3 separate regions of the Mus musculus genome follow, and regions 1 and 2 are each linked to region 3. A link is a loop called in an ENCODE intact Hi-C map of the cell type or tissue named here. Cell type or tissue: left cerebral cortex. All regions are shown on one strand. Each heading gives the region's core, and the rest is flanking DNA. Links, peaks and the distances in the headings are about the cores only.

Region 1 (8,372 bases), core at 306-8,305, 310 kb after region 3:
TGAAGCTGCCTGGGAGTGACAGAGGGTGACATAGGCTGAGCACATCGCCATGGGTCAAACCCAGAGGCCTCCTGGTCACCGAAGGGAAAGGCCTTCCTGCATTCATACAGCAGAAAAGGGTGAGGATGGGGCCCACCGCTGTGGTTTAACACATCCCATAAGGTTCCTGTTTCAGAAACCTTGTCCTTCAGGCATTGGGAAGTTGACCTGAAGGTGTTAGTGTCCCGGGACTCTGTCTGCAGGGCCTCAAAGAGGCTGAACCTTCTTTAAGGAAGTAGCTTTGTGATGGAAGCGAGTTTAAGCACCTCTTCTCCTTCCAACTCGCACTCCGATTAAGCTTCCCCCATACAATACAAAGTACCGAGGCCTGGGTCAGATGCGAGCTCTCTTGGTCCTTAGACATCCCAGCCTCTAGGGATATGAAGACACCTCTGTTCTTTATAAACACAGTCTTGGGTATTCCATGATAAGACACAACAGGAAAGAAGGTTGGCAGGGTGGTGTCATCTGGTCTGACACACGTGAGCTGCCATATGAAGTGGCTTAATCATCTCATGGTCCTAGAGGCTACAAGCCCAAGGTCAAGTGGATTAGCCAGGGTTCTCAGCTAAGCAGAACCCACATAGAGCAATGTGTGCACGGCGATTGGCTGTGAAGACAGGATCTCATAATATGGGGGTGGGAGGCAGCACAAGGCAGTAATTGCCAGTATGCAATCTAGACTGCAACTCGGATATGGAGGATCCAGTGTCTGAGGGTGGGAAAAGATGGGTGTCCCCACTCACAGAAAGATAAGAGGGAGTCAGCATTTCATCTGTTGGACCCTCAGTGGACTGGGTGGTGCCTGTGGGGATTGATGCGAGCTCTTTCAGTCTGTCCAAATGCTACCCTCCTGTAGATATGCTGGAAAGGTTCTACCAGCTGTGCGGTCATGTCTTCATCCAACTAAATAGGCACAAAATTAACCATCTCACAAGATGTCAGCAGGACTAGTTTCTCCTTGGCTTCTGGGTGATCAACTCTTCAGATAAGGGTCTCCATTAATGGCCTCAGTTTAATGTGACCACCTCTTTAAAGACTATTGATACATAAGGGTCACATTTTTGAGGGTTCTTAGTCCAATTTCCAGGCCTAAATAAGTTTTCCGACCCAAAATGGCAGACAGTGATCCTAAAAACCTGACAATCTCTCTTTATACACGAGCCACCGTTCCTTCGTCATCACTCTTATCCAACAAGACGAGGGCTGATGCCTGCTGGGTCCACCAGCTAAGGAACCCACCTGCTTCCCCAGGTGTCTGATGTTTTCTAGCAACATACATATTGGACAGTGGTAAATACCCACACTGGGTTTTCTGGTGTGTTCTGGTGTGTGAACAGGGCTTGGGGAAGGTTTTATTTAGAACACTTCTAGCCCAAGCCATAATAATTTCCCATCCTGGGGCAGGGGCAGGGGCAGGGGCAGGGCCAGGGCCAGGGGCAGGGGCAGGGGCAGGGGCAGGAATCAGAATCTGTAAAGTGTAGAATAATCCCTAGCATCAAGGCTGCACACAGGCAGCCCCTACCCAACCACTTCTTGATTAAACAGTCTGCTCACTCCCTATGGGAAACAGATGGGTCCTGGGAGATCATATAGTGTCCACTGAGACAAGTAGCCCCCAGCTGCTGCAAGGCCTCCTGCCAGACGCTCCGTCCTCACAGATCACAGGCTCAGGTACATGGCGTGCAGCCTTTGATCTGGGGGAGCAAGTTCTTTTCATCTCTGCCAAAAACAAGGGTCAGGGACCATCATATTTGCTCAGAAGAGACAATAGTATTCCCTTACAGTGTTGATCCAGGGCTGTGTTAATACCCTCCCTGCCCCCTGTCATAATATAGTCTGAGGAGACAAGACCCAGCTGAGCCACTGAAGAATGGCAGCCTGGAGAAGATATCATGTGAACCAGACGTGGCAAAAATGGTAAGTCACACTCGTGCAATAAAAAAAGTAATGTTGCTGGGGATTTGAGAGCCCAGCCATCACTTATAAAAGGTCTGGGTTCCAGGGCATGCTGGGGCACCTTAGCCAAGGGGAAGAACAAATTACTGCCTCTTGGTCTTCCTAGACAGAGGATGTACCACACCTAGTCGATTCCTTTGGGGTCTGAGAGACACTGACTTCCCAGCAGGGAACACTTTTCATACCCTATAACCCGATAACAATACAGAAGATGCCAGTTCGGATGGGAGAGGAAAGAGTGGAAAGGGTCCACAGAAGGTCCAGGCTACAGGGCAAGTGGCCGGCCCCAGTAGCTCCTCCCTGTGATCCAGCGGCCCTCGTGATAGAAAGTATCGCGGTGAAGCCAGCACAAGAACTGTGGAGTTTGGGGGATCTGCTGTAGGACTACGACAACCAAGAACAGAATTCTGGTATACCAGTGTGGGAGAAGAGGATGGGTCCTGTCGGTGCACATTCCTGATGGCGGTTTCCTGTATTCAAACGTACATGAACAGAGACACACTTCCTTCCTTTCTAAAAATAAATAGGTATTAGAGAAACGTGGCAAGTCGGCGGCATGGTGGGAGATCGTAGAAACTGGAAAGTTGTGGCAAGGGCTATAGAGCACTAAAGAGAAAGACTCCAAGCCTGCTCGTGGCAACTGGAAGAGGTGGAACACCCAGCCATGGCCAGTCACTCAGTGACCGCAAAGCCACACAGCTGGGCAGCCCCAGCAGCATCCATTGTCAGATGGAGGCTATGATAGCTTATGTTTGTTTTGTGGCTATAACTAAATACCAGAAGCTGGATAAACCTATAAAGGGCAAATATTTGCTTTATTCAGTAGAGACTGGGAAGTCTCAAGATCAACAGGTCGTCTCCTGGGCATCCAGTCCCTGGTCCCACACCAAAAGTTCAGAAATGGAAGGTCTGCATGCAGATCTCAGAAACTTCGTATGGAGATCTTTGGGCAATTCTGGTAATACAGGTCCTTAAGCCAGCGTCTCTGAGATCCCTGAGGCCGTAACAAATGACAAAACAGCAGATGCCAACACACAGGATGCTGAGTGCTTGAACACAGAGCTACTCACTCTCTGCTGAACTGTAGAACTCTTCATCTTGTTTTATGGCTGAGAAAACTGAAGCTAAGTCAAATCCCAAGGCCGTAGAACAGCCAATGATAAGAGTCAGTATTTGCACTTGACCTAACTCTAGATGCTTAGCCAGGAGGCCGTAGTCAAGAAAACTCTTGAAGGCAGTTAAGGAAAGAGAAGGGGGCTGAGAAATCTATAACCCAAGAGGCACTTGCAGCTCACAGGACCAGTTTACCTACAAGGAAGGCAATTAGTTTTGCCAAGTAACTTTTGCAGCGCGGCAGCCACTTGCAATAGCGCATGAGCGCCACCTAGTGGCCACAAAGAATTGCTGATACAGTAACCTCTGCCTGAGATCACCCAGGATCTGCTCAGTACAGACTCAGCTACTAAAGCTTAGCAGACGCAAGGTTCTAGATCCAGGAGGAGAAAGTCCTTCACTTTTAGAAGAGGTTCTTAAAATACAGTTTGATTTTAAAAATGAAAATAGCTACAAAAAGCACAGCCAGTGGGAATGATAGCACTAATAAATGAAAAAAAAAAAAGCCATATGCAAATCATTGGTGTGTGTGCTTATAAAGAACTTAGTGCAACTATAACTAACACTGTGTCCTGACTGGTCACTCCTGAGTCTTTAAGATGCCATCCTGCTGCCACTGTTACCCTAGGAGACCTCTGGGCCCCTTGACAAGATGAAAGGGGCAGAGGCATTTTGACGCCTCTCTACCCCATTTCCTTCCAAGGTCTACTGGACCCAGATGAACAAAGGAGTTGGAGACTTGTTTTGGCATGATTGACAGGTGCATGAACCATGCTAAGTAAAGGAAAATAGACACAACTAGACTGCAGAACATTCCTTTTAAATAAAATACCCAGGATGGGTCAACTGTTGAGTTTTAAATACACATAGTATGTACATGTGATATACACACACATCATACAGTGTATATACATGCATTATGTCATATCTTAGTCTTTTAGATAAGAGTATATGGGAATGTGGTAGTGAGTTCTTGGAACACCAGCTTAGCTGGATTAAGGAAGTCTGATGATGGATAAAGCATGATTATTCTTTAGCTCTATCACTGATATGTAGCCCCCCACCCCCACCCCTGCTTTGTGGGCTCTGAGCCTTTTCTCTTGTGCTGAGGGAAGGCCCCAGTGTCTGGCATCCCGTAGGAATCACTGAGCTGCCAGTCTGTGAGAAAGTTCCAGAAGACTTCCCTGATTTCATAGCTTGGGTGGAGCCGGCTTGCCCTCAGTGTGGGTGGACTTTATGCAGTCGTCATGTCCCAAATGGAACAAGAGGTGGGAAGGTGCCATTTGGGCTATCCTCTGCCCCAAGATATCAGGACTATGGGCTGTGAACTTCAGGATTCACACCAGAGACTCCAGGGCTCTAGGACAGGGCTCTCAGCCTCAGACTGACAGTTATACCATCCACACCTCTGCAGGTCTCCGGAACCTCTGAACTTGTGATTGTCATACAACTGACTTCCCTGGCCCTCTATCTGTGTATCACAGCCTCTCCTAGGCTCCCTAATTGAGAGAGCAAATTCTCTAAGTTATTTCCCATAACTCCTTCTCTCTCCTAAATAGAGATGGATAATGGCAGATAGAGATAGATTGGTGATAGATAGATAGATAGATAGATACATACATACATACATACATACATACATACATACATACGATAGGTAAATAGATAATAGTTATGGTAGATGATATAGGTGACTATAGATATAGATAGATGAAAGATAGATGATAGATGATAGATATAGCTAGATGATAGATAGATAGATAGATAGGATAGATACATATAGATGATAGATAGATGATAGATGGATGGATGATAGATGGATGGATGGATTAGGTAGACAGACAGACAGACAGACACAGATAGATGATAGATAGATAGATAGATAGATAGATAGATAGATAGATAGATAGATAGATAATGGATGGATGGATGGATGGATGGATGGATGGATTAGGTAGGTAGGCAGACACAAAGATAGATAGATAAATAGATGATAGATAGATAGATAGATAGATAGATAGATAGATAGATAGATAGATAGGATAGATAGATAGATAGATAATAGATGGATGGATGGATGGATGGATGGATGGATGGATGGATGAGGTAGGTAGACAGACAGACAGAGATATAGATAGATAGATAGATAGATAGATAGATAGATAGATAGATAGATAGATAGATAATGGATGGATGGATGGATGGATGGATGGATGGATTAGGTAGGTAGACAGACAGACAGACAGACAGATAGATAATGGATGGGTAGATAATAGATAGCAAGGGAGACAGATAGACAATACACACAAAGGTAACACAGACAGAGGAGGCATGGGGACAGGGTGAGAAATAACCGTTTGTTGACATCTCCATCTCCAACGGGGGCCTTGTCTATTCATTTAGGGACCCTTGGCTACTCTGCCGCCTTCCTTCAAACAAGGCTGATAGAGACAGAGTGTTAAATAGATTATGCGTTGGTGGCTGGGATAGAAAGATAGAACTCATCTTCAGCAATGAAGTGTTAGAGAATCAGCTAGAAAACAAACTGGTCAGACTTGACGTTGCTGCTGCGTGAAGCAGGCTTCCGGCCATGCGTGGAGGAGGTCGGACCCCTCTAGGATGCTTCCAGCCTCAGGGTCCTGGCATGAGAAACCCAGTCTGGGAGCATCCAGGGCTTCCTTCATCTGTGGACCTTTCTCTCCAACATCAGAAGGAACCCGGCAGTTGGCCAACAGGCACACATTCCAGACACACACCCAGCTAATGAAAACCACACACAGGCGGGAAAGGAGATGAGCATTACCTGCGCCACGGACAATCTGGAACGAGGGAGGCAGATGGAAAATCGCCTCAGGGACTTTACTCAGAATCTGCTACATCTAAGCAGGAATCGAGTTTCTCAAAAATAAAACCGTTCTGTTTACAAACATACTGTTTTTGCCAAAGAGAATTCTTTATTTTAGGTGCTTTGGGAAAACTGCAGAGTCCTTGAGTTTAGGGCCAAAGACGCCCAAAATGTTGCAATCCTAAACCTTTGGCCGTGACAAAAACATGTTTGCAAGTGGAAACTTTTCGGTGTGGGGCTTCTCCTGCTGTTTTGTTTGGGTGTGTGTTTGCTTGCTTGCTTGGTGCCAAAGGATTTCCTCCAAGGCTTCCCAGAAGCAGGGAGCTGGGGTCAGCACTCCTTGGTGTGTTGGCCTCCGGCCACTTGTGCCCCTCCTCAGACAAACTGAACAGTTTGAGAAGGGGGAAAAAAAGTCAGCTTGGGGAGCTATTGTCTCCCTGCCTCCAAAGTAGTTGGGAATTTTTGTTTGTTTTACTGCTGTTGTTTTGCTTTTGTTTTTTAAGATTTCCTTGTTTTATGTATGTGAGAACATTGTTGCTGTCTTCAGACACACCACAAGAGGGCATCAGATCCCATTACAGATGGATGTGAGCCACCATGTGGTTGCTGGGAATTGAACTCAGGACCTCTGGAAGAGCAGTCAGTGCTCTTAACCACTGAGCCATCTCTCCAGCCCCTTCAAGTGTGTGTGTGTGTGTGTGTGTGTGTGTGTGTGTGTGTGTGTGTGCCACATGCAAGGCTTTTTTGGGTTTTTGGGTTTTTGGTTTTTTTGCTGTTGTTGTTGTCGTTTGTTGTTGTTTGTTTTTTGTTTTGTTTTGTTTTTTGATTTTTTTGTTTTTTTACCCTTGGTTCTGGCAATCTAGATTCAGGTCCTCATTGTTGCATCCAGCACCCTCCCAACCCTGCCTTTAGGGGAGAATTGGATGTCCACAGTTGACTCTCCATTAGCCAGCCCTTCCCTTTCCACCTCTCGGCTATACCAGTGACAGTTTCATATATTTACAATGGCTCTTGGCCTATCAAAACCAGGCATTGAGGGAGGCCCAGCCCCTCAAATAGATCCTCATGGGAGGCAGGGACAATGGCTGTGCCCTCAGCCTCTGGTTCACTCTGAGTGTGCTGGAAGCCGCTCGCTCATTCTGCTCTTTGCCTCTCAATTGGTCGCTCTGAGAGAATAAGGAGTCCAAGCAGCACACCCAACACAGGACAAAGACAAACCGAAGCAGGAGACCGGGGGCTGGACCTGATGGAGTACTGAGGCCAACACAGGGCTCAGGGCGGCACTCAGCCTAGACGGGCAGCTGAGAGAGAAGAGAACGGCACCCAAGTAAGTCCTGAGAGTCCAGGGGAACCGAGTTCAAGGGCCACCGTGGTTACCTGGGTAGCAGCGGGCTGTGCACCAGCATCACACGGCACTCCACCGTCATCCATCTTCTCTAGAGCGACGCCCAAACTCCCTCAAACTCCCTCTGAGTTCAGTGAGGACCTCAGCGCCTCGTGAGCCAAACATGATGAGCCCATCTTGAGAGTCAGAAAGGGCGTTCCGTCCCCGTGCCCCCCCCCCCCACCTCTGTTCCTTGTGATCCGTACTACCTCTGAGTCAGGACTGTCCTGTGTCTTCGACCACACGGGGACGGGGACTGTGCTTTCTGCCTACAACACTCTACTTACATCGGCCTAACTTCTGCTCGTTTTCAGACCATTTCAGACAGCCTGTGGGTCACCAGGTCTCCTCCTCCAGGAAGCCCCATGCTTTCGCCAGCAGCAGTGATTCCCACTGGCCAAAATAACAATACATTAAAGAGACCTCAAAGGTAAGCAATGGTGTTGACATCAGAAACTGGTCGCCTCGGAATCCAGCGATGAGGTCACCCCTAGGCAACAGGGACGCTCATGCGTCTGTTGCCATGGCAACCGCCACACATCATTCCCCCCCCCCCCCCCCAATGTGCGCCTCACCTGCGCACTTCACCTGCGCACCTGATATTCATGGTTACATCCCGGCCTGAATAAAAGGCAGGGCCCCAGACCCCTCTCCCCTTCTTTGTTCCCCTCATTCCTCCTCCTCACCCCCTCTTTCCCCAGTAAATCTCTTCTCATAGAGCTGTGCTGCTGTGGTGTGATCTGTCCAGATACAAGCCACCTTCTAACACAACAGTTGGGCAGTGGTACCACGCGGCCAGCAGGCCAGCAAGAACCCTGTCCCTTGGGAGAGCTTCAGCTGCTGGGTGGTAGCGAGATGTCTGTCACTGTTGTGGGTGGTAGCGAAATGTCTGTCACTGTGGCAGACGCTACATTTCTAGAAACGTGAGTTTTCCTCTCTGCCTCTCCAGCCTGAAGGGAGGAGCATCCAGATCTCTGCCTCCGCCAGAAATCCTCTTACAGGATGTGAGTGTTGGGGGAGGGGAGGCATTCG
Region 2 (8,372 bases), core at 168-8,167, 150 kb after region 3:
GTGTATATAAGGTTCTATATATTTGCATTCCCTTTAAGTCTTGAGTGATTTCTGGAGTACCCTATATAACAAATGTGTACATTCATTATCCAGGTTCAGATGGATAATTATCCAACACTGCAGATAATGTTAAAACCATTTAAAATGTGGTTCGCCCGTGCTCCCTGTCACTGTCTCCTCACATCTCATTGTGACTTTAGAGCAGTCTTGACTACTCTCTTATAGTTTTTTTTCCCCAAATGAATTAGTGTTGTTTTCAAGCTTCAGATAGATAATAGGGACTCTGGAACTGGGCTCAGATTTTGCTCTGACATCTCAGGGTTTCTCTGTGTAGTCCTGTCTGTCCTGGAACTCCACCTGCCTCTGCCTCCCAAGTGCTGGGATTAAAGGCATGCGCCACCACTGCCCAGCACCCTGGCATCTTCATATGATGGATTACAACACGCCAGAATCTCCTTGACATCATGAGCTATTCCCCTGCTCAAGCTTCTGGTTTTTCGTGTTCTTTAATCAGAGTCCCACACTCTCCTTCCTAAGTGCTGCTTATAGCTTTCCATTTTTATTCCTAGAAAAAAACAGTGCTTTGCTGCTACTTAAAATATAATAGTTTCATTACATTTTATTGGTATTTTTAAGGGGCATACTTTAACTTATAGTTACATGCTTCTGCAAAGAGTGGCTCTAAGGGCTGGGGTGTGGGGATATAGCTCAGTGGTAGAGCATTTGCCTGGCATGTGTGTGAACACTAGGTATCCATCTACAACACCACCAAAGAAAGAGAGGGGGGGGGAGGGAGAGAGGGAGAGAGGGAGAGAGGGAGAGAGAGAGACAGAGAGAGAGAGAGAGAGAGACAGAGAGAGAGAGAGACAGAGAGAGAGAGAGAGAAGGAAAGAAAGAAAGAAAGAAAGAAAGAAAGAAAGAAAGAAAGAAAGAAAGAAAGAAAGAAAGAAAGAAAGAAAGAAAGAAAGAAAGACTGTATTCAAGTTTGTTTGGGAGCTTGGTATTCAGTAAAAATCTTTTATTCAGTTGTGGGAGGACTAAAGAGGTATTTACCTACAGTATCTTCCTGGTTTCCCTCAAACTTTCCCATGAGCGTATAGAGTGAACATCTCCAATGTACCCAGAGTCACAACTCAAAGTCAACATAGCGTGCCATTAGATGGACTCAAGACACAAGCATTTATTTTCAGACACAGGTAGGAAGATGTAGGTATGTAGGACACTGCATCACAGGCTGTCTAAATCAGTACTTATCAGTCAATTTAGAGATAAAATATACATTGTCACATTAGTGAGTGCTATAAAACTGTACTAATGCAACACTATTTTAAGATCATGATAGCACAGCTGGGAGACAGCTCAATATCTGAAGTGCTTGGCACACAGAAGGACATGAGTTCAATCCCCTGAACCCATGTGGCACGATGGCCCACGCTCTGGGCACCAGCACTGTGGAAGCAGAGCAGGCAGATCCCTGGAGCTCACTGGTCAGCCAGCCTTATCAAATCGGCAGGCTCCCAGCCAATGAGAGACCTGACTGTAAGAGCAGGGTAGAAATGAGAGAGATGGTGCAGAAGGCATAAAGTACCTGCCGTATAAACACTTGGAACCCCAGCATGTACGTAGGGAGCCAGGCACAGGTGTCTGCAACCCTGTCACAGCTGAGGGAGGGGGAGGGAGGGAGGGGTGCAGTGTCAGGCCACAGCCCGGTGAGCTCTGGGTTCAGGGACAAATGTTTCTCAAAAGATAAAGTTAATAGTGGAAAACACCAGCCTCAACCTCTGGCTTTCACATGTGTACTTGCATGTACACGCATATACCTACACACTGTTATGCATGTGCCCATACATATGTGCATATGCACACACAACACACATACATGTGCAAGAGAGAAAGAGAGAAATACCAGAAATAAATCTTGTCCTAAAAGTTGATGCCCATTTTCTGACAAATATGACTTCTAGTGACAGCAAGTCAGGCTTCTCGAATAGGACAAAGATGCATGCTTATACTTCTAATTTGATGACGTTTTTAACACAGAGAAAAGATTCCTGAATAGCAAGCTGTGGCTACACATACACTTCTCATTCACTCTGTGCAGCCCTCCCCCTCCTCCCTCCCACTCTGTGATGTACTACACTGAATGAGTCTTGCAGCCTCGGAGTAAGGGATTCATAACTTTTGATTCTAGAAATCAATGAAATAAACACGTCGAGGCCTTGGATGCTTCTCTTTACCTCTGTGGACCTGTGTCTCCTCATCTCCAAGATGAAGGCATTCTAACTCCCAAGTGCCACTAAGGTCCCTGCATGTTGTCACTGATAATGGCAATGTAAATGCTGCATACCCATAACTGACTCAGGGCAAGCCTTGAGAACCCAGTAGAGAAGGATGAAGAGGGGATGGGATGGGGTGGGTGGGATGGGGTGGGATGGGATGGGATGGGATGGGATGGGATAGGGTGGGGTGGGATGGGGTGGGATGGGATGGGATGGGGTGGGGTGGGGTGGGATGGGGTGGGGGGGATGGGATGGGATGGGATGGGATGGGGTAGGGTGGGGTGGGATGGGATGGGGTGGGGTGGGATGGGATGGGGTAGGGTGGGGTGGGATGGGATGGGGTGGGGTGGGGTGGGATGGGGTAGGGTGGGGTGAGATGGGATGGGACGGGATGGGGTAGGGTGGGGTGGGATGGGATGGGGTGGGGTGGGGTGGGATGGGGTAGGGTGGGGTGGGATGGGATGGGATGGAGTGGGGTGGGATGGGGTGGGATGGGATGGGATGGGGTGGGGTGGGGTGGGATGGGGTGGGGGGGATGGGATGGGATGGGATGGGATGGCCCTCAGAATGGTGAGAAGCCATTTTTTAGAGCAGACTTCTTCATGAACTGTGAGACAGCCAGGGAAACAGATCAGCGCCTGCGAGTCACAAAATACCAGCACACTACGCAGCAAACCCCACTAACATCCTCTAATTGGGTAGAAAGTTGTAGAAAAGTCTAAAGTAGAGAAACATTTTCACAAAATTCTGCTTCCCCCCGAACTCACACGGTCACGAGGATGACAGGATCCCACGCAAGGAAGGAACACCTTAGGGATGTTGTAAGGGTTTTCACAGTAACTCTTAGAAGTTAGGAACCAGAACTTTTCACCGTTTTGCAGGGGGATTGAAATACAAAGTGATTTTTACAAACGTTTGGAGCTATCTCTCGGCGAGGAAAACACACCGTTTCCCTGTTTGTTCTTTCAATTTGCTCCACAGACCTTTCCCCCACACTGGTCCCAATAAATCAGTGCACTTCACCAGCACATTTAACGTTGGCCAGACTTTCAATTAGTGACTTTCTCCCAGGCAAGGCCAGCTATGGTCACACAGTTCTTTTCTTAAACTTCTTGCTATTCTCTGGCTCCCAGGAAGTGTGCACCTGTCAGCCAGCCCAGCCCCCACCCTCTCTCATTTTCTTAAAAGCCGGAACTCGGTTTCATTTTTCACTCTTGATTTTAAAGCGGTTGGAAAGCATGAAAGAGAAGGGGCCAGCAAGGGAGGTAAATAAATCTAATCACCGCGAAAAGGCGATGAAAGACCCGTGCCTACGTTTCCTCAATTTGTTCTTGAAATGATCCTTGCCACACTCATTGACTGAGGACCAGCTCTGGGTTCTCCAAAGAGAGGGTTCACGGAGCTGGGAACAAAAGAGCCAGTTCTTTTCAAACACCCATTGGAGTCATTAGTTCCCACCTTTTCCTCTTCACATTTCCAGGCACGGTTAATAAGTAGCTAAATTGACTTCTTTGAATCCTGTGCCTGCTCCTTTCTCTCGCCCACCCTCCTAGACGCATGTGGTTGCGCAGTTCATTCTTTAAGAGGAATGACACCAAGAAAGAAAGTCCTTGAAAAATGGCCACCAGCCACTTAAGAACTACAGACATTTCTAGTAAACTGAACAGCTAAACAGTGGCTGAAAGGGAGAAACGTAAAATCAAACTGGGCAGTGTGGCAGATCTTTCAAGTGCCAGGCTATGTCCCTGGCTCTTATTGTCCCTACGGTGGTCCCTACAGGACACTCCAGGCCTCCTGTAAGAACATACAACTGCCAATGCTCTTCTGACGGTTTTCTCTGGGGTGGTGATGGGAAGGCCTGAGGCGCTGCTGGCCAGGAGCAGCAGTTGGCCTCTAGACAGTGTGGACTGGAGGGCAAACAGACAGTCGTTCGGTCTTCAGTCTCACAGAGGGCAGCTGCTCTGCAAGCCTGTTCTGCTCTGTGTCCCAGAGACATGCCTTGCAAATGTGTCACTGACCACCTTAGCTTTGGGTAACACACAGCCATGGGAGAAAGAGAAATGTCTCCCCCTGGAGGACACACAGGCATGCTCGCTGCCCGTTGTATTAGACTTAGTCTCCCCCACACTCAGCATTCCACCCCATCAACTGCCTGGACCAAGCCGCGAGACCCACTGGAAGCCTTGAGGAAAGGGAGACTCAAGCCACGGATTCTTCAAGTTTCTTGCTGTTCTGTAGCTATATGATCTTTGTCCCTGTTGTCCTGGTTTCATTTCCTCCACCAGCAACCTTGACACCAGGGAAGGCCTGTCGCCTGTCAGAGGGAGGGGCAGAGGTCTTGCTCACTTCACAGGTCTCCTGCTGAGCGCATACCAGAGAAGTTCGGGAACTGAATTTCTGTTTGGTTCAAATTAGAATAGTCACATCCTAATAAGATTTACCTTAAAACTTTACTTCACTCTATGAATCACATAAGAACACGATTAAAACAGAATGCTTTAAGAAATGGTGCTCCAAGGACTTGGGGCTACAGAACTAGAACCTGAACCCACCCCCCAAATACTCAGTAATGGCACATACACCAGGGGCCATCGTGATAATACACTGACTGTCTACAATAGTAAAGTTGCTTACAAACACAGAATGTGACAAATCCTTTCTCCTAAAGGATTCTCTCTCTCTCTCTCTCTCTCTCTCTCTCTCTCTCTCTCTCTCTCTCTCTCTCTCTCTCTCTCTCTCTCTCTCTCTCCTCCCTCCCTCCCTCTCCCTTCTCCCCTTTCTTCCCTCCTCTGTGTTTGGATAGATACATAGATAGATGTATGATAGATAGATAGATTTATAGATGCATAGATAGACAGACAGACAGACAGATAGGTGATATGCAGACAGGTGATAGACAAACCGACTACATATGGTAATAATTGCAGCTTTTGCTTATCTCTTATGAAACATTTGTTTACTTTATGTCCTTGCTTGTTTGTTGTAGCACAAAAGAGTCCATCTCTCTAAGTGTATTCATTGCTGTTACAAATGGAGGGAAAATATAATTAACAGGAAAAAAATAAAAACTGTTATCACATGATGTCTTTTTCAGTTGAAAGGGACATACAAGGAGATAGCTGGCCATGGGACTGGCATCTCAGTTGAAGTCCAAAGGGTTTTCCTACCTCTTCATGGTAGACAAGTGGCCGTGACGACCCCACAGCCATACAGAAGTGAAGACACCGTTTCTGCAGGCTGCATGGACCTGGTTCGCTAAATTCCACTGAGATTCCCCCAGTCACCTGTCATTTCTAAAGATGCAGATGAGAAAAAAATTGTGTGGTGCTGCCTGCAGAATCACACCCCTCCCCCCTCCCCCATCCCATCCCCCCCCCGCACCCCCCCCCCACACACACTTAAAGGAAGAAAGCGGAGAGGCAGAGTCTGGAGGCTAACTTCCCCTGCTTCCGATGCTTCTCAGATTAATCTGAGAATGACACCACTAGGCTGAGGTAAGAAATGCAGGCAGTGGTGGCCACTCAACTCAGTACTTAAGGAGAATCTTCACATTATGTTACAAAGTAACATATTTACACCAGGGGTGGAGCTAATGTCCAAAACAAGCGTCCCCACCTATGATCATTCTGCTTGCTTGTTTGTTTGCTTGTTTGTTCTTTCATTTAAGACGTTTCAGTGACACAGACAAACATAATGAGCCATCTCTACTAAAAATAGAATGTTTCTTGCCTGGCCTGACTTGATGCTGATTTGTGGCGACTGGTTTTGAGGAGAGCAAACATCTTCGATACACAATCACTTATTGAGGGCCTGCGACACCCAAGGCCTGCTGCTGGATGTGCCAACTCAGAGGGACGTGACTCAAGCTGGTGTCTTGAGAGACTTTATTATGATACAGACATTTTTCCAAGATAAAAAATAAAATAAAATAAATACACAACTTTGTGTTTTTCCACAGCCTCTGAAGATTGATTTTTTTCCCCCAAATTCTCTGTAAAATGGAAATTCGGGGAGAAATTAAGATGTGGTTTTATTCACCATTGTTAACTGTGGTTTCTTACCATGGCAGGAGCCTTGGGAGTTTCCTCATTTGGGCCAGAAACAGCAGAGAGGTTCCAATCTCTGTGCTTTTTAAAATATGGTCTTTTCCATCTGTTTCTTAAAATTCTCTCAGCAAAGCAAGGTGATGGTCAGGGAACTGCTGTTTGATTGGACCTAACAGTGCTTAAGGCCAAGGCCAAATAGACCCCGAGGTTAGCTAAAAGGCAGGAATATAGGTTCCTCTGGCCCTAGCCTCAATCCCAAAGATGGAAATTAAAATAAAAACCAAGCCTCAGCTGACAATACCCCTGCCCATCTACTGGAGAATTGGGAGCTAAACTGTGAAAGGCCACATGAAGTTACAGGTCTAATCCACACATTTTCCATGTTCATACAAAGCAACCCAGAGAAAACCCTTCTTTCTATTTACATGGTGAGTGTAGCCCATAGACTAGACAAAGACATTAGAAAACTATTACTGGTTCATCTATATGTAGATTAGTTATTAATGCAAAAACCACAAGTAAAATATCATTGATGACTAGGCACTCAATACATGCTGTCTATGTATAAACTCCTCAGGATAGATAACAGAGTAATATTAGGAAATAACATTCACAGATTATTATATAAGAAAAAATGTATAGGAAACCTGAAATAGAACATTGAGGGGAGAGGGCTACAAGGGTAAAACTTGACAGCTGGAAGCATGACAGGAAAACCAAATTCATGAAAATGTGCAGGGTACAGAACCCTATAATAGGGAATCAATAGTGCCACCTTAAAGGGAGAATCCCAAGTCTGAGACATGACAAAAGACACCGGCTCCCACTGCAGCACCTACGTACCTAACCGACGCAACAAGGCAGGAAAAGGAATAACTGACAAACCACTAGAAAGCAAGAAATAGTTTACAGAGAGAATTCCAGAAGCTCAGGACTTGCCAGAGTGAAGAAATGGGGGAGACCAGGGAGGATTGATGTGTGCATTGCACATCTGCACATGCCAGGTTCATGGGCAACAGAAGGGCTGATACAAAGTTGCAAGGGAAAGACACACTGTTCTAAGTACGACTACCCTACTCAATGAATAAGTTTGCTCTTTGCCAGTGACAATGACAAACAAATTCTAGTTGTATTCTAAAATCAAAATTTTAACATTTATCGAAGGAAAACAGGGACTTGTTCCCTCATAGCTTTAAATCCTTTCTAAATCAAAGCAGGAGAAAGGCACAGCAGGGGAAAGAAAGACATTTGCTTGCTTGTTTGTTATTAAGTGCCCTCAAATGTGAACACTCACTGTTCACTTTTGAACAAGAACACTTAAAGACGAGTCGAATTGATACACAAGGAGGGAGCCTCACAAATCGCTTCAGAGAGACTCCTGTGGTCCTGTTGGTCAGCTGATGACCCTTAACCGTCATTCAACCGCAGGAACTTGAGAAAGACCTGCTCTCCTTTACTAAGATATCAGATCCTCACACTTTTGCCAAATATGGATGCTCTTCACAAGAATGAAAAGAAGGTTATGTTGGTGAGTTGCTGAAAATATTCACAGGCAACTAGAAAATAAACTACAAAGAACCGATAAATAATGTGAATTTCATGAACCGTTGAAGAAATGGGATTTAAGACAAACAGGGAGAAAGAGAGACATGACCACAAAATCATCAGACTGAATTTCCTAAAACATCTCTAATACCAAGTTTGGGGACGGGGTGTAAATGTTCTCCCTGCATTCACGTCTGACTGGTTTCCCAATTTTGCTTTATTTAAAGCAGTCTGGTTCCCGAGCTTCCAAATGCTGCGACCGACCCTTTAATACAGTTTCTCATGGTGTAGTAATTCCAGCCGTAAAATTATTTTGTTGTTGCTTCATAACTGTAACTTTGGTAGTGTTATGAATTGTAATGTAAATATCTGATATGCAGGACATCTGATCGGTGACCCCTGCAGGGGTCATGACCACTGCATGCTCCTCCTGTCTCACTACAGAGTCACCTGGTATTCCCCATCCCACTGCTGCAGAGCCCCCTGGTACCCCCACCCCCAT
Region 3 (8,372 bases), core at 146-8,145:
TTTTCTTTTTCTGGCTCGAAAAGCTGGAGTAGCCACTGTGTTTTAAAAGCCTTCCTCAGGACATTGTGCAGCCTGCTTTTATCAGCACAATGACTAACAGGTGGGCCTTAAGCTCATCACATCTTATTAGGCCTGTCTCCCTAGCCCCCTGACACACAGGGCTAGCTCGATTTATTACTTCAGCAGCCCCTTAAACAGGTCAGTCTGACCCCAACTACACATCCCACGTGAAGGTCATAACTGCATGCTTAGTGGCTTCCAATATGGCCTCACCACAATCTGAAATCTGATTGTAACCTTCTCTTGTGCGCAGTTCTCTAGTGATTACACTAGCATCAAGACATCTTAGCTCTCAATCCCAGCACTGCACTTCCCTTGTTCTAACCTCTGCCTCCCCGTCCCCCTGCCCCTAGTATAACACACAGAGGGAAGAAGGGAGAGACAGGGAGAGGGGTGGAGTCTATAGCATAGGAAGCCGAAAGTGGCTCACCTGGATATTACCATAGAAGTCGGAGATTTCAAAGGCTCTTCTAAAGTCTGAGGACAGTTAATGAAGTGGGAGAAAATTAAGTGCAGGACACCAAATCCTTGGCAGTGATACTGAAATCGGGGTGCGGAGCACTGGGATCTAATTTCACATGTTTCAGGAACTTGTAAAGTTATGTTGGTCCTTTCAGTAGCTTATATCCAAAACATAATCTTCAGGCTCTAATGTCACCGCCATCGTGCCATCAAACTAACCCCTATGCAAGCACAAACTGGGTTGATAATATCCATCTATTAAGGAAAATGCACACAAGATCAAAGTATAGCCAAGTGCATTATGGAGAATTATTTATGTCTTCTAGAAGATTATCCTTGGGTGCAGTTTCTCATGATAAGAACCTGGCCTGACTTTGTTCTACAGAGTCAGAAAGCCTCCTGTATTAGATGCCGCTCTATTGCCTCCTTAAGTGGAGTTGAAAGAACAAAGCGTTTTCCAGAAGGAACGGGGCCCTATCTGTCCTCAGAGCTGCCCAGAGATCAAACAGGTCTTTTTAGCAGTTTTATTAGACATCTTCAGAGGCCTTCAAAAAATACTCGGTTTTATAAGTGGTGAGAGCTAGTGGGTGGGAACTCCTGCGTGTAAACAAGTGGAGTTGTCAATCATGACTGTTGAAAAGAAACTATTCCTTAACAGGGAGGGCTGTATGGATACACTTCTGGGTTCTCCTGTTTTGTATAATGATGCTTTTATATTAGTTTAAGAGGTGAGCTTTCCAACCACTGAAGTGTTCTTACGGTAAACAGATCGTGGTGGTGTACCATTCTGCATTGCTAGGCAGGAAAATATACAGAGAAAATTCTGTCCCTGGGCTTATTTACTGGAGTGGAACTGTGTGGTGCCAGGACTCTCCAGGCCAAGGTGTCAGTGGGATTTGTTCAAGGTTGCCAGGAAGAATCTGCCCTGGGCCTCTCTTAGCCCAGTGCTCCTTATAGTTTAAAAGCATCATTTTAAACTCTGTCCCCACCTTGACTGGAGAGGGGCGGGGAGGGAGGGAGAAGAAAAGGGAGAGGGGAGAGGGGAAGAGGAGGGGAGGGAGGTCTCAATTTTCCAATTAAGGGCAGATTCTGAGGGGCAGGAAATGACTACTCGAGGTGTGATTTAGTGGTAGAAAATTTGCCTGGCACGCATAAGGATCCCGTTCAATATCTAGCAAAGGAGGAAAGAAAATTGAGACATCAGTTACAGCTGGTCCTTCCTTTTGACTTCTCCTCCCCCCCCCCCCCCCCGCTTGGTTCTTGGGCCACCTGGGACCTCTGAGAAGCAGCTATAGAAGTCTTCAGTGTGAAAGGCCTTTGGGAAAACAAGGTCTCCTGGGTCATCTCTAGTACATCTGACTCAACTGACATCCTCAAGAAGGGCTTGCCACCAGAGTCTCACACACAACTTGCCCAGCAGTGTGAATGCTGCTTTTCAACGAGCCTCAGATTCTCCTGCCTTCCTGGAAGACTCAAGTGAAATCAATTCTCATGTTTTTACCTAATGAGACGATCGTAGCAAAGTCATCATTTTAGCAAGCTGGAATTCTGGGAGTGGTGGTGATGGGGTAACATAGGCTGAGGTCCTACATGGGGAAGAAACCTAGAACAACAGATTCTTATTTCCTTTTCTTTTAATATAAAAATAAGAACCCCAAAGTAATATGGCACAGGGAAAAAGAATGTTCTGGGTGCACAGAGAAAAAAGCAAAACACTACATATCCAAACTCTAATGATATTTTATTATTTTCCCCTAATTATTATTGTTTACTGATTATAAATGAGAGTCTTATTGTCAGGAAGCCCCTTTGTTGGGACTGGAGAGACCACCCAGTGGTTATGTGATTACTGCTCCTCGGGAAGATATAAATTTGGTTCCAAAGCCACACGTAAGTCCATTTCCATAAGTATGGGATGGCCCCTACCCCCACCTCTGTGAGCACCTACCTTTGTGTGTACGGACCCACCCATAGACACGTATACACAATCAAAACTAAAATACACTTTAGTCAAAGACAGGCCCTTTGTCACACTAGCCCACCGACTAATGGGTTCCACAACGTAATTACCAGTGTCCAGACATTTTAAAGACCTAAGGGTTGGGAACAACAACAACCCCATCCTCCTAAATGATGATTTTTCTTGAGGCTCTCTACACGGATGGAGATGCGACTCCCTGTCATAGCAAACGACCTCTCTGAGCACTCGCGTCGCACTAATTGATCTTTTAATTGGTTCAGTCAACACTAGAGTCTTTGCACTCAACAGGGACTAATTGCTACAAGCAACTGCAGCCGCTCAGTGCTGGCTCAGTGTTGAGAAGACAGACCGTCAACTGCCTAGAAGGGGTAGCATCGACCCGGTGTTAGCTACGCTGACAGGATGCTGCACTCCCTGCAAAGAGCGTTTATCTAGCGATGTACAAAGCCGGTTAGTCAGAATGGGCAGTCACTAGGGTTCCTAGCTTACATGTGTTTTTTTTTCCTAATGAGATATGATAAGCCACTGACTAGTTTCTTTATTCCCTCAGCATCTCTTGTACCACAAAACCTTAATCCATTCCCTTATTACTAGGTGTGCCAGTTCATCCTCTGGTTAGGATCTAGAGCCATCCAGGAGGCCATCCTCTGAATAGCACTTGCTGTCCTGTTCACCACGTTTTATTGTATTGCATTTTATCTTATTTGAACTACGAAGTTTTCCAGTTGCCCTCAATCAAGATAAAATGTTTCCACCCTAAGCACCCCATTTGAGAGAATTTTTTCTCCCTTTAATACTGAGTTTGGGAACTCATCTGGGTTAGCTCGACTTCTAAAGTATGTCCAAGAATCTTTTAGAGAAGCATTTGTCTGAGTTTTAATTGCGTGTCTGCGTGTGTGTACGGCTGAGTGCTAATATCCATGGAGGGCTGAGGAGCTGGACGTACAGGCAGGTGTGAGCTGCCCAGTGTGGGTTCTGGGAGCTGAACTGGAGTTCTCTTTGAGAGCAGAAGGCATGCTAAAGCATCGCCCAACCTCCACAGTGATCAGCTTAAAACTCATTCCTCCATTAAAGCGTGTAAATGAGGTCTTCAAAAAGGTGGGTCTTCGCTGTTGACCTGCAAATTTGCTACTACCACTCTCCAGAGAGAGACAGAGACAGAGACAAATAGAGACAGGCAGAAACAGAGAGACACAGATAAAGAAAGACAGAGAGACAGAGACAAATAGACAGAGACAGAGAAAGAGAGAAAGAGAGAGAGAGCAAGAGAGGAGTTGAAAAGAATACTTAAAATGTATTCTGCTTACCTATGTACTTATAATTTCTTCAAAACATTTAAAATCAAAGCTCTGATCCTTCTGAGGCCAAGCGGCATTGTATGCAGACTGCTCTGCACGTTCATTAGAAGCGGTGTCCACAGAATGAGTACCTTAGGAATGAGCCCCGGTGGACGCTCCCTGCTGCCATGTTCTTCAGTCATCAAAACTGAGAGCCATGATATCTCTTCTCTTTATGCCTCCAGCCTTGGGTATTTTGTTACAGCAATGGAAAACTACAGCACTTGTTATTAGTCGGTTGCTATCAGCACCACTACCTCCACTGCTGCTGCTGCTGCTGCTGCTGCTGCTGCTGCTGCCTCTGCTCACACTTGGTGTCTGCTTCCCCATCTCCTCCTCCTTCATATTTATAGAATGTGCCTCATGTTGCCAGCTTTGTCGCCGTTTGCTGAAGGATGGGATGGGAGCCAGACCTTGCAGAGGCAAATTAGACTGCACAGATGCGGCTGTGAGGATGCTGAGATCGCCGGGGGTTCTGTGAAGAGAAACCAGCTGACCCAGAGTGTGCTGGCCAAAGGGAATATCCTCTTTTACAACACTGTGTGCAGGCTCTGTCCTGCCTGAGCTTGTGCAATCCTGGCACTTTTTCTTATTGTTTCATAGAAAATATACCCAGATTGGCAGGGGAGGGATGTCTGAATGTGTAAAAATGTTTGGGGAGCAGGGATGGGAATTTCTGTCTCACTCATCCTTACTGTGTGTGTGATAATAATTAAGTATGAGCTAAATGATTCATATTTATGTGTGTGTGACTATGTGCATGCAGCACGTGTGTGTTGTGTTGTGGGTACATATGCATGTGTGTACATGTATGTAGAAGCCAAAAAGATGGCTGGAGTGTCACTCTTCCTTAGGTGACACTGCCTTTGATTTTTGAGCTAGGTCTCTCACTGGCCTGAAGCTGGCAGTTAAGAGTGAGCTTGCTGGCCAAGGAGCCCCCAGAGATCCTCTGCCTCTTCCTCTTCATCACTGGGATTACACTCCCGTACAACCTCCTGAGAGAAATTATTTCATAAATGAAGGGCGAAGAAGTAAAGCCCATGCCCAGGTTGTGTGGCTCCCGGAGACTCCATGTCCCAAGCACAATGCTCAGCTACCACTTGAGGTTAGTTATGAAGCACAACACCTGGGCACTTTTCTCTGGTGCCAAATAGGCTCCCCTCAATTTCCCAGCATCCTTGGGAATTCACAAACATCCCTGGGTTTGGGAGGGTGGAGCGGTCAGGAGAGATGTCACATTTGGGTACCCTCTCCTTTTTCCTACACTGATATTGCCTTCATCAGCTGGGAGTCACCTCCAAGGACCATTCCTAGGCACTCAGCCCATTCTATATTTCAAGCCATGAAAGCCAACATGTCTACAAGGCTTTGGGCTCCCATAATTGGCCTTTCCCTTAGGAAGCTAGAGACCAAATACAGCCTAGATGAAGATGTGCTTGGTTGAACCATGAAGGCTTCTGTAGAAGGCACCAGGAGTTGGGTCCTAGGCTGGGCAGATCTCTGATGGAGAAGAACACTGAGATGACAAAGGGGGATGCCAGAGCTGAGCCGAGCGTCTAGACGTGGAAAGTATGAGAAATGCTTACTGTGCGCCAGAAGGATTTGCCTCAGCCCTGGCTCAGTGCCACCTGCTCCGAGGTATCTATTTGAGGCTTTGTTTCCCGCCTCCGAGCGCACATTTAAATTTATAATGGATAAGAAGAAGGAAACTAAATTTATTCTACAGCCAACATTTTTGCAGTAAAAGATAAGAAAGACAGACTCTTTGGAATGACCGCATTCTGCAGATGAAGAAACGGAGGGATGGGAACTCCTTGGCCAAGTTTGTGTAGCTCAGGCGAGAAGAAACATCATCAGAGAGACAAGTACTATGAGTGAAGTATGGGCCAGAGACACACTAGTGTCTGGTACCTTTCCTGTGGGAGGACAGGAAGAGAAGAGGAAACATGGAAAATTGAATTATTTTTACCAAAACCACAACAACCAACCAATACAAAATAGGGGGGAAAGAGAAACATCAGGAAACAATAATGTTGAATTACTTCCCAGGGGACGAGATGAGAAAGTAAGAGAATATTTTTATAAGTAAACCCCTGTTATATTTTAAGTTTGAAAGACATGTTGATGGCTCTCATATTAAAAAATAAAACAGAAGCTGTAAGAATAGGGGAGCAGGGAGACAGAAATGCTAACGCGCAAAACAAAGTGAAGACAAATGAAAATAATTCCATCTGAGATGAGTGACAAACCCTGGTAAAGGAAGATAGAAAAGAAAAGGGTGGGTGTGGTGAAAAAGAGACAAAGGAGAGAAAGGTGCAAAGGGGAGGAAATGAGAGGTGGGGAATGGAAGTAACAGAAGATGGGGGGCAGGGGTTGACAGAAGGAAGGGGAAGTAACTGGTGATCAGGTGACTGACGGAAGCGGAAGTAACTGATGATCAGAAGGTCTGACGGAGGCGGAAGTAAGTGATGATCAGAAGTCTGACTAACAGACCTCCATGTAGGAAGAACTGAATAGGCTAATTTCTTGTGGTGAGAGTAGATAAGGACACTGTATAGCTGAGTTAGACATCTAGAAGGACTGAGTAAGGGTGTAGAGACTGATACTGAAGGGATCCAGAGTTCTCACTGTGGGAAATGTCATACAAATACGTCATGGAGGGAGGTCAGCGAGAACTCTGTAGCGGTGAACTCGGGTTTCTAAAACATGTGTGCTTACATAGGAATATATGTGTGCCTCTTTGCTCACATACACACATATACACGTACATGTATACACCCAAACATACATACACACCATACACAGATACACCACACATTCATAAACACCCACATACACATCACAGATATATACACATATGCACATATACACCCTTACATACATACACACCACACACAGATACACACACCAAACATACACACACACCACACAGATACATACACATACATAAATACACATACACACAAACACACAATCTGTCTACTAAATGAACAAAGAAAAGAAACGAAGTCATTTCACCAGCAGAAATCCTACCAAGCACAGTTAGGCTCATCCTAGCTCGTCAACTGTACTCTGGAAATATTGAATGAAAGATTATGGGAATAAACAACTTATATCAAAGGCTACCTAGAATAGTATTACTATTACTATGAAATTTTGTAATACTCTGTCCTGTCCCATCAATGAATGAGCATACCTCAATTGCGTGTGTCCCCATTGTGCAAGCTACCTGCCTAGTAGTCCTTTAGTAGCCATCTTGGCTGAAAGGTCAATTGTGTGCTTGGGATTTGATATTATGCAATATTTTGTCCATTAGAGATCTTGAAATGTATCGTTCAGGGACACAGAGGGATCACTGTATTCAGATCTTGATTTTTGGACTATTCCCCATTCAGAGGAATCAAGAGTCTAGAGAAACAAAACCTTCCAGGGTTGAGGAATGGTAGAGACACTGAGGTCTTATAAGGGAGAGGAAGTGTGGATGTCAAGCTGAAAAGAAAAAAATGTAGTCTTACAATTTTAACTCAGACCATTTCAGTAAAAATCCCCAGCAGATACTAAATACAAAAGGTTACTGTGTATCAAGGTATTTACATGACCTTAAAATGTCATGCTACTGTTTATTAGATGCAAAGAAGATTAAAAAATATCAAGATCACCTTAATTAGATAATCGGTGTTAATATCAACAAATAGGGTCATTGAGTGCTCCCAGATAAAAGACCCAGAGAGAGACACAAATCCATGCATAGTACATTTGCATGGAGTGTATCCCCTGAAGCTATTCTAAAGGAAACTTCAAAGAAGTCCAAATGTTGAATTGAAAGCTGTGTGTGTGTGTGTGTGTGTGTGTGTGTGTGTGTGTGTGTGTGTAACTTCAAAACAGTGTCCTAAAACACAAAGGAAGCCTGAAAAAGAAAACCATCTTAGAAGAAATAGAGGAGAGCTAAAGAGATGAGACAGGGCAAGCTGGAGGGAAGTGCTCTCACAGTGGGTCAACAGACAAAAATGAAACAGAAATGAGAGATTAGATAAAACCTTTTATCAATGTTAACGTTTCTGAGGGTTCTAATCATGCATTAGTTACATAAAAGAATTTCCAAAGGAGAATTCAGGCATAAAGAAAGGGCCATGAGATAGTAAACCAGCCTAGGTAGTTCAGAGAAACTGATGTATGCATGTATGTATTTATGTGTGTGTTTGAGGGTGCGTGTGTTTATATGTGTATGTCTGTGTGCTTGTTTGTGCGTGTTTGGTTTTGTGTGTGGTTGTGTTTCTGTGTTTCCATGTGTCAGTGTGTCTGTGTGAAACAAAAGGAAAGTACAAAAATAAACAAATGCTAACACTGCAATCGGAAACACCAATCTAACGTCTTCTTCCCATAACTTGTCTTTAAATTTCTAATTACTATATTCAAATAAGGAGATGGAAATTGATACTTATATTAACTGGATCTGTAGATGGTTCCAGTGGGACTCCACAGCAGATATTGCTGGAGATTCTCTGATATCTATCTATCTATCTATCTATCTA

What was found. Peaks named below come from ENCODE experiments on the same cell type or tissue, not always from the same donor. Only the 100,000 strongest peaks of a DNase experiment are listed, where the experiment ranks them.
Region 1: a loop joins it to region 3, with 2.7 times the contacts of the local background. A loop is called at or near these places in 8 of 42 quality-filtered maps.
Region 2: a loop joins it to region 3, with 2.3 times the contacts of the local background. A loop is called at or near these places in 4 of 42 quality-filtered maps.

Annotation. Positions count from the first base shown.
Region 1 is chr16:93,451,066-93,459,437 of GRCm38, forward strand. It overlaps 1700029J03Rik (RIKEN cDNA 1700029J03 gene), which reads right to left and starts at 7,807. Exons shown (of 3, transcript NR_040494.1): 1 at 7,628-7,807. In left cerebral cortex, for the core only: CTCF peaks have their summits at 3,395 (motif pointing left) and 6,494 (motif pointing right); DNase peaks (open chromatin) are centred at 3,372, 5,885, 6,179 and 8,286.
Region 2 is chr16:93,288,870-93,297,241 of GRCm38, forward strand. No RefSeq gene overlaps it. Among named protein-coding and RNA genes, the nearest start is that of Gm30588, 31 kb to the left of the region's middle. In left cerebral cortex, for the core only: CTCF peaks have their summits at 4,362 (motif pointing left) and 5,800; DNase peaks (open chromatin) are centred at 2,105, 4,347 and 5,794.
Region 3 is chr16:93,137,925-93,146,296 of GRCm38, forward strand. No RefSeq gene overlaps it. Among named protein-coding and RNA genes, the nearest start is that of Gm30474, 10 kb to the left of the region's middle. In left cerebral cortex, for the core only: no CTCF peak of the experiment used is centred there; DNase peaks (open chromatin) are centred at 4,271 and 5,470; H3K27ac peaks cover 288 bases.